2 separate regions of the Mus musculus genome follow, and region 1 is linked to region 2. The links are chromatin loops, found by intact Hi-C in ENCODE. Cell type or tissue: heart. All regions are shown on one strand.

Evidence for each region. Peaks named below come from ENCODE experiments on the same cell type or tissue, not always from the same donor. Only the 100,000 strongest peaks of a DNase experiment are listed, where the experiment ranks them.
Region 1: it touches region 2 in a loop (2.1-fold over the local background); 3 of 42 quality-filtered maps call a loop at or near these places.

The regions. Positions count from the first base shown.
Region 1 is chr12:54,109,524-54,114,523 of GRCm38, forward strand. All of the region lies in intron 2 of Gm35818 (a long non-coding RNA gene), which reads right to left. Among named protein-coding and RNA genes, the nearest start is that of Gm35818, 30 kb to the right of the region's middle. In heart, no CTCF peak of the experiment used is centred here; no DNase peak of the experiment used is centred here.
Region 2 is chr12:54,160,793-54,165,792 of GRCm38, forward strand. No RefSeq gene overlaps it. Among named protein-coding and RNA genes, the nearest start is that of Gm40424, 14 kb to the right of the region's middle. In heart, no CTCF peak of the experiment used is centred here; a DNase peak (open chromatin) is centred at 2,149; H3K4me3 peaks cover 1,188 bases; H3K27ac peaks cover 3,463 bases; H3K27me3 peaks cover 534 bases.

The DNA.
Region 1 (5,000 bases), 51 kb before region 2:
CTGTACCCAAATGCATATGCTCTCATGGCATATGCACCTAAACACATAGAATGAAATATATACACACAAACACATAGGCCTGATGGGGCACATCTCTAATCCCAGCACTCAGGATGCAGATGCATCTAGATCTTTGTGAGAACCTGTCTCAAAAAGAGGGGCAGGTGGGAGCAGGGTGAGCAATAGAAGACAGCTGGCTCCCTCATGCAGGGTACCAACTCATGTGAACACACACATATACCTGAGAAAAGAAAAACCACAAGGGGAAGAAAGAGATGGAAGAAAGGAAGGGGGAAGATCTTCAGGGAATCTCTCTGCGACCTGGGGCACCCCTAGAGGCCCTTTGAGTAAAGCTGTGACTTGGAGAACTGGCGGGACTTTCCACTGGACAGCCCCACTAAGCTCTCTGCCCAGGGAGGGTCACAGAGAGTCTGTAGTGTCAGTCGCAGGAATTCAGCCAGCCACACAGGATCACAGGAGAAAGAACACAGAGGACTTGACAGAGTTTTGAGTATTCTTCAAACAAGCTTGAGATGGAGGTAAGTCTCCCCAGTCTTTCCCCACTGCAGATGGAGTCCTACACCCTCCCTAGTTGAGCCTGTACCTGGTAAGACTGTCACCCCTGAAGTGGAGGACACCTCGGTGTGAAAGGAGATTGGAACCCTTACTGGGAAGCAAGGGACATTTAAGAAGGTCAAGAAGGCGGCCCTTGAAACCAATGTCAGCGGCTTCTGGAAAACAGACCGAAGAACATGAAGGAAAGCCATAGAAACTTGCTCATGAGGCAACTGTAATAATCATAGCAGAAGGGACATGGGTGTCCCTGAGCCCAGTGATTAGAACTCTAAGGTCACAGAATGGACAAGACCAGGTGACTCATGGGGAAGAGGAAAAGGGGGACTCTGGTTCTGGCGTTCAGGGTCTGAACTGAATGGACAGCTGTTTGTTAAAAGGGAAATCTGAGAGGTGAGGCAGAGGCCAGGAGTGTCCTCTGTGAGCCCAGGGTGGAGCCACCACAAAAGGCTGTCAACATCTCAGAGGGAACTGGATGAACCAGGCTTTGTCGGTTGGTCCCTGTACTTGTTAGCCACTGAGGGATGGGGCTAATTCTAAACCCCTTTTGATGCTCACTGCATCCCTCAGAGTGGCTGCTGACCAACTGCTGGCTGAGCAGATATAACCCTGAGCAGAGTGAAGGAAGGAAAAGATGAGGAACAATAGAAAAAATGAACAACATCGAAAGTGGATAAAAAATGGTACACAGATAGCCAGGAGTCAGGAAAACAGCACTGAGCACAGCAGCAGTGAGCATTCTGTGACTTGGGAAAGACACTCCCCTCCACTTTCCCCAGTGGAAACCATCTAAGAACTTAGAGCGCCAAGAAAGAACGAAAGAAGAGACCCCGTGATGAGTGAGGTGTTAAAATGACACAGTTGTGTAACAAGAATATATTTCTTCTCTCGTATTTACTGAAAATGAGTCTATCAGAACAAAGCTGGAACTCTGGCAAAAATAGATCATTTGAATAAAGTAGTTACCCGGGCCAGACCAGCTGCCTATGTGCCTGAGGCATATTGCCCACCCAGAAGCTTCATTTGCCTATCAAATGCCGGCTCCCTGAAGGAGTCAACTGGAAGATGGGAACTCTGGGGCCTTTTGTTTGGATTATCTCTGAAGCAGACTTTCTAAGAGCCAATAATGTATTCATTCCACTTATCTTCACAAACTTTGAAACTGGTGGAGAATATCAGAAGAAAGTTTCAGACTAGCAGTTCCTTGTTTGGGAAGAGGCAAGGGGGGGGGGGGGGGTTGGGGGGAGCACTGGCGATTACTTTGTCTCTGTGGCTAAACAAGCCAGCCTTTCTCACCTTCATTTGGAGGAGAGTTAGTACTAAGAGATCTAAAGCTTGTCGTTCCTTCATTGATCGTGTACTCCCTGGGTGAAAAGAAAACTGCTACCACAATTTTTTAAAGCCAGATTTGATTTTGATTTTGATTTTAATTTTTTTATTAAGTACTGCCAGGAAGATGAACAGTAGGCAGGCCCATACCTGGTATTCCCAGAGAATGTTGCTGAATTACATTAGACAGGCACTTATAAAGGCAAAGCCCACCTACTTCTGCTTTCATCCAATCAGGGGCAAGCAAACATCCTGACATTCTTCCTATGTGCCTACCACCTACGTGTGATCAAACACGTCCTGTGTGTGCAGTTGGCACAACCAATCTTGTTTACTGGAGTGAAAATTGGCTTATCCTACCATCCCTAGCATTCTAGTAAATTATCTGTCCCTTGGGTAAGTAGGGCTTACAGGTTAGAGGCAATTTTGTTTTGTATTGTTTTGTTTTGTTTTGTAGATCTTAAGCACAGTAATTTAATTTAAAACATAACTTTAGCCCTCACAGATACCCCTCCATGGCAGTTAATTTCCATTGCCGTCTTGACTGTTTTAAGAAAGAGAGGGGCTAGAGAGATGGCTCAGTGATTACAGCACTACAGATTCAGTTCCCAGCACTCATTTTGGTGGCTCACACCTGCGTATAACTCAAGCTACAATGGGATCTGACACCTGGTTTTCTCAGGCACCTGAACCCAGGTAGGCACACATGCAGGTACGTAATTGAGTAGGATTTTTAAAACCTAGAATGTTGGGGAGACATACCTCTGAGTGCATCCATGAGGGTGTTTCAAGAGAAGTTTAACTAAGGGAGGAAGACTCACCCTGGATGTGGAAAGGGCACCATCACAAGCCCGGACCCGAATTCTGGTCTGAGTAAAAGCAGGAAGGCAAGGAGGTAAGTTCGGCACTCCACTGTCTCTACTTCCTGGCCTGGCCGGATGTAAGCAAGGAGCCTCCTACCGCCACAGTGAAAGCCGGCCTTCCCCAGGAGATATTCCTTGAACCTTGATCTCGAGTAAGTTTATTCTGCTTAAAGTTGCTTCTTGCCAGGTACTTGGCCACAATAATGAGAAAATTATACTGGTTACAAAGTCCCTAGGAATTCTGGGTTCAGATATGAACTCTTTATCCTGGAGAGGCACCCTCGGCTCCATCCTCTACTCCAAGATCCGCATCTTGCCTCTTTTTCCCTACCCAGTGGTAAAATTAATACTAAATCATACTTTTGGTGTGTGTTTGTATGTGTGTGGCTATGGAGGCAGGGGGATGCCAGGAGATAGGTTGGGAGATGATACTAGCTTTGTATTGTTGTGTAATAAATTAACACAAATTTAGCAGTTTAAATGAACATACATGTATCATCTCATCATTTTATATGTATATACATGTTGGATATTGTGAGTCTACATGTATTTCATCTCTATATGTGTATGGAGGAGTATGCATGCACTTGTGCAGAGGTAGAGGCCAGAGGATAATGTGTGGAGAGCTTTTGGGGCCACTTCTAGAGACTTGGCAGGAGTTTAACATTGGGTGAGGACATGGAAGTAAGCTCTGGCAGGAATCTGACTTTGGGCTTGAACAAAGAAGTAGGCTTCAGGCAGGATTTGACTTTGGGCTAAGACAGGGAAGTAGGCTCAGATATCTTAGTCATCCTGATAAGCCTCTAGAAACAGTGAAATTGAAAGTATAACAACGTAAAAACTGAATTCTAGGCCTTTAGGCCCAGGCTTGGGAATGTGGCCTTTGTAAAGGTATGCTAATCATAAAAGAAATAGCGACATTCCTCCATCCACCCGCTTCCTGGGTTCAAAGAGTGCTCATTCAAAGAAAGTCACCCAGAAACTGCAATGCAAATGTGCTATTGTTGGGGGCTCTTAGAAGCTGTCTTGAGAGTTAACAATTACCAGGTATTCCTTGTGACTCTTGTAACTTTACACTTCCTTGTGACTTTTAACTGGTATCTTTGGTATCTTCCAACAACACCCTCCCCACTTCCTTAAGTTGTGGTTTCTTCCTTTAAATACCCCCTTACCCAGCTACTCGGGGCGCCACGGTCCTCTACCCCTGCGTGGTATATGACCACGGGCCCGAGAGCGCTCTCGAATAAAAAAATCCTCTTGCAATTTGCAGCAAGACCCGTTTCTTGTGGGTGATTTTGGGGTGTCGCCTCTCCTGAGTCAGAACGTGGGGGAGTCCTCACGTTGTGGGTCTTTCAAAATCAAGACTGTTTATTACCTTATTTGTTCCTTGACTATTTGTGTTTATTGCCTTGTTTGTTCCTTAACCTAGAACTGACCTTATTTTTTGTATGTACTTAAAATGGTATAAAAGCTGACTAGGAAAAAATAAACCCGATTCAGCCTCAGAACCAGCTGGGGTCATGCTACAGTGTTGTCTTTTTTTAAAATCATCACTCCCTCCAGGAGAACCCATTGGCTGACTACACTGGCTTGATCACTAATAATCCTTATTTTCTGAGACAGTCTTTCATTGAACTGGGAGCTTACCATTTAAGCTAAATGAGCTAGCCAGTGAGTTTAAGGGACCCATCAGTCTCTGCTCCCATCCACATCTTGAGCACTGGGCAACCAGGACACCAGGCTTTTTTCCCTGTGGGTGACAGCTATCAGAACTCAGGTCCTTGTATTTGCACAGCAAGCATGTTACCCACAGAGCCACCTCCTCAGACTTCCTCACAATTTTTTAAAAGTTTGGTGCATGGTCCCACAAGATAGCAATCAAGATGTTGACCAGGGCTCCGTTCTCTTCAGGGTTGGGTTTTCATCTACAGATTTGCCCACACTCATAGGAATTGGGAACATGCTACTCCTGTGTCCATAGGATACATGGAATCTCCCTTTTCCAAAGCTGATAGCAGAGAGAGATTCTAAGCAAGGGGAACGGCACACTCCTATACAACACATGAGCATGATCTCATTGCCTTTGACATGTCTCCACTGAATGTAGTCAAGACTTGGCAAATGTTCATACTTAGGAGAAGTGTGCATACATGGGCATGGTTAAGATAAAAATGAAGAGGTTTAACACACCCACACACAGCTGCTACACTAAGTTTGGTAGAGTTCTTCCCATCA
Region 2 (5,000 bases):
TAACTGTCTCTTGAGAGGCTCTGCCAGTGCCTGACAAATACAGAGGTGGATGCTCTCAGCCAACCATTGGACTGAGCACAGGGCCCCCAATGGAGGAGCTAGAGAAAGGACCAAAGGAGCTGAAGGGGTTTGCAGCCCCATAGGAGGAACAACAATATGAACCAATCAGTACCCCCAGAGCTCCCAGGGACTAAACCACCAACCAAAGAGCACACATGGTGGGACTCATGGCTCCAGCTGCATATGTAGCAGAGGATGGCCTTGTTGGACATCAATGGGAGGAAAAGCCCTTGGTCCTGAGAAGGCTCGATGTCCCATTGAAGGGGAATGCCAGGACAGGGAAGTGGGAATGGGTGGGTTGGTGAGCAGGGGAAGCAGGGGTGGGGGAGGTGGGAGGGGGATAGGATAGGGTTTTTTTTTTTTTTTTTTTTGAGGGGAAACCAGGAAAGGGGATAACATTTGAAATGTAAATAAAGAAAATATCTAATAGAAAGAAAGAAAGAAAGAAAGAAAGAGAAAAGAAAGAAAGAAAGAAAGAAAGAAAGAAAGAAAGAAAGAAAGAAAGAGAGAGAGAGAAATCTTGTATTAGCAGCCTTTAGATGAAGATGTAGAACTCTCAGCTCCTCCTGCATCATGCCTGCCTGGATGCTACCATGTTCCCACCTTGATGATAATGAACTGAACCTCTGAACCTGTAAGCCACCACACCATAAGCTATACAAATTTTACTGGTAGTAAGTCATTTGATAAGTGTGTTCCACCCTATAAAGCTAACCCATTTACCAATGCCACTTGCAGTATTATAGTGGTCCTAGGTGTCCGCAATTCCTCTAGGCTCTGCCCAACAGTTACCTAGCAACAATCTACATCTCCACCCTGGGTTCAGCCAGGAGCCAGCAGTATAAGGACTACTTGGCTTCTCTCTCTCTCTCTCTCTCTCTCTCCTCCATCCCTCTATCTTACCTCTCTGTGTCTCCACCCCCCTCCCCTACATGTTCCAGGCTGGCCTCTCCTTCTCTTCCCCTCTCCTTTCCCTTTCTGTCCCACCTGCCTTCCTCTGCCTCTAACCCCATCCCAGGCACCCTGCTGCTCCGTTCCCTGGCTCCCTTCCCCCAATAAACTTCTTTTGTTCTAGGCCTGTCATGTGACTTGATCCCAAGACTCCTTGGCAGGGACCACTGAGGTGCTCCCTCCAGCCGCACTATACTACATCATCTTATAAAACACAACAATAGTCATGATGGTGACAGAGCTAAGTGAGCCTCGAGAGACAACTGGTCCACTGAGAGTAAATGAAGTCGAGGTCCTGAAGTTTAAATTGCCTGGCAGCAATGTTCCCAGGAGCACTCCTGGGGCAGGGGGATACCCCATTCTCCTTTTCAAGCTCTGTAGTCTTGTCAGAAGAGTTTCTGTTTTATATATATATTTGAGGGGGGGCCATTCTGGGCCAAAGGATTAAAAGGAGAAAAAGAACACATTTATATAAAGTACTGAGGTAAGTTTATTCCCATATCCTTATCTGGGAAAGCAACAGGCAGAGATCATGTGACAGCAAACCCAAAACTTCTCCCCTCATATGGGGGGGGGGGGACGGGGACATGGGGAACGGGGGGGGGGGGGGCGGGGGAGGGACGGACACTGGCTGCTTTGATTAAATCTTAATGCAAAGGCTGCAGATTAAGTTGTCATTCTGTAGAAGTCTTAGTAGCTACAGGCAGGCATCTTAGCTGCCAGACCCTTGTGCTAATCATCGAAAGTCACAGCTGTCTTGTTTTTTTTTAATGGGTGTCCTTTATCAAGATAACATAAATTTACTGACAAAAGGAAATTCGTGGACAGCCTGGAGGGGAAGCAGGAGGTAGGTAAGAGTGAATGGCCCTGCTAAAAACAGCGCCCCACACCCAGGAGAAAGTGTCCCTGCCCTGGAAGTCAATTCACCTTCCCCGCTCCCCACTCAACTACAGTCTGTTAGGAAACCCCAGGCACAAGAGTACGCAAGACGGCAAGAACGAACGCCAAAGGAGGCTCGGAAGTGTGTGAGCCTCTGAAAGTTAGAAGCCAGGAGGAAAGGCTTGGCTAAAAATAGAACTTATCAGATGGATTAAAGTCCCTCCCGAGAATGTTATCTCTCCCCACAGGAGGGTGGGGGGAAAGTCTGTCAAGGGGAACACAGGCCACAGGATGAATAAGCAGAAAAATAGGAGGAAATGACCAAGCCAATGCACGGGGCGTGCGTGCTGTACGAGAGCTGGCAGAGACAGCGCAGCTCCGCAGCTCCGGAGCCCAGAATCGGAGAATTTGCTGAGGCAGGGCACTCCCCAAAGCAAGACACTGCCAAGTACGGGGCGGGGGAGCAGTTTGTCCTTCCTCCCCACCTTTTCAGAATTGAGGCATTCCCGTTTGATTGGATATTACCTTTTCAAGCCATTTATTTAAAAAAAAAAAAAAAAGTCTACAGAAAAGGTTTCTTGGGAAAGTCCGCCTTCCAGCATTTTATGGCACACACCCAATGAAATTTCCCAAATCGATAGTTGGTGAATCCTTAGATCCTTTCCCAAGTTCCCACTGCTTTCTGGGCCACCCCCAGCTTGGGTCAGGTCAAGAGGAACAAGAGAAGCTTCCTAGAGCTGCCGGCAGCTACTCCAGACCAGTGAGAGACCAACACAGTATGTCCAGTCCCCTCCTCTCTTCAGTCCTCTTCCTCAGAAGTCCTCAATAGACAAAAGGCTCTTCTACACCTTAATCCCAAGTTACCTTTTGACATCTACACACACACATACACACACATCACTCACATACACACATACACACACATACACACATACACACACACACACACATATACACACACACACATATACACACATACACACACATCACTCACACACACACACACACACATGTACACACATACACACACACACACACACACACACACATCACTCACAAACATGAGACATCCCGAATTGTGTAGTGTTTTAATCAGCTGAGTATTTATCCACTCCTAGAGCAATCTTTCTCAAGTTGGTAAAACATTATCAATAAGCTACAACAGTATTCCCTAAAACCAGAGATGTCTTTTTAAAAAGAATCACAAAATGACCTCTATAAATGTTCCCAAGAGTCAATTGGAGTGGCATACACCTTTAATTCCAGCACTCGGAAGAATCGAGTGGATCTTTGTGAGGCCAGCCTGGTCTACAGAGTGAGCTCCAGGACAGCCAAGGCTATACAGAGAAACCCTGACTTGGAAAAGCATACCCTGTCCCCCAAAATAATAAGAAAGGGAAAATAAAGGCACTCAGAAATGTAAGAGTTAACTCCCAGGAGTTAGGAGAAAGGCTTCCAGGAGAAAGGTTACTTGTCTTAAGTGGGGAAATCACCAAAGATCAAAGTTTTTTTTTAGTCTTATTTCAACACAGTTGTTCACACTGTTAAGTAGGCTGAAGGCTGTGTGTCACGGGGTAGGAATCTAAGTGTGTCAAGAAGAAAAGGCAGTGAGTGTTCCCTTTCATCCCTAGAAAGTGTATGTGACCCAGGAACACAGGGAGGTATCAGGCACACTGGCTAAAGGCTCCAAACTGCATTCCAGTGTTGTCTGCTCCAAACAACCGGTGCTGTTCAACTCTACCTTAAGGCGGGGAATATACCTCCAAACATCTCACGCCCTCGAGGCCAATGTTGCATAGAAACCCAAAGTCCCTCCTCAGTCTTATGAGGCAGGCAAAGAAAATCCTATTTAAGCAGCAAGAAAGCATTCAAGGACAAAGCTGCGGCTTCTGCACGCATAGCTGTTACTGAGTAAGGAGCACTCCTTTAGGAGGCTGGCCCTGGAACACTTGTGAATAACCCAACAGGGGGAGAGAAAATTTAAATATGCAGCAGCTTAAGCTTGCCTCTCCCGACTCTATTCGTGATCTTTATTTGCCATCCACTCTGCAGGAAGGAACAGAGACCACAAGGACCTGGAGGTCTGGAGTCCAGTCCTGTTATGCTACTCCATCACCGTAACCTTGGCAGAGCCACCTAACTGTTCTGAGTAGTTTCCTCATCCTGGAAAGAGGAAGAGCTGCCTCACTGTGGTTACAAAGAACAACAGTGTGTGCACGTAGCGCAGGCCCCAGGCACACAGGTATCCTCTGAGGACTCCAACCCGCCCATTGTTGTAGGGTTCCGGATGTGACTCTTTGAATCTGTCTCTGGCCTTGCAAATGTAGAAGCAGTGACCCGTGGTAAAGAAAGGGTGACTTTTAAAGGGCCCAGCAGGGATGCAGCGAGAAGCACCACATTAGAAATCATGTTTGGACAGGGCAAGGTTACTAACTGGCCTGGCAGTGTAAACCAGCACGTATTATTATTCCACAGGGTTCAAGTGTGGACCTCAAGTGTGGCTTCAGCTTGGGTTAGCTGTTGGTTTCCACTCTGTCTGATAAGTCTCTAACCAACCCTCTGGCCAGTGTTCTTTCCACACCACACAAAGAATTTAGGGCAGAAGCCAAGCTAATTTTGTATTTTTTTTATTATTATTCGAAATAGCTTTGCTGAGAACAATCCTTGCCCTTGATCAAACCTATATATACTGGGCATGCCAACTCCTGTCTCACACAAAGCGCTGACCAGGCATGGCCGTTCCCACCACTGCTTTCTGAGCACACAGAAAATTTTCAAGACCAAATGGCTGAATTCAGATGACCTAGTTTCTTAAAAAAAAAAAAAAAAAGAAAAGAAAAGAAAAGAAAGAAAGAAATACCGGCGTTACTTATAGAAGAAAACCAAAATCATGTCTGAATTGATAATTCATGATTCAGACAGCCCACAATCTAATTGGCATTAACTACTCTGCTAAAGAGTTTTAAAATGTACTTAAGTGAGGCGTTTTATTTCCATGAAATTGGATCTTTGCTCCAAAATTCAATCTCCTTCTGCGGACTCTGCCCTATTCAGATGATGTAACAGTGAGGTAGGCTCTTAACATTTCATTGCCAGGAATATAAGTGAAA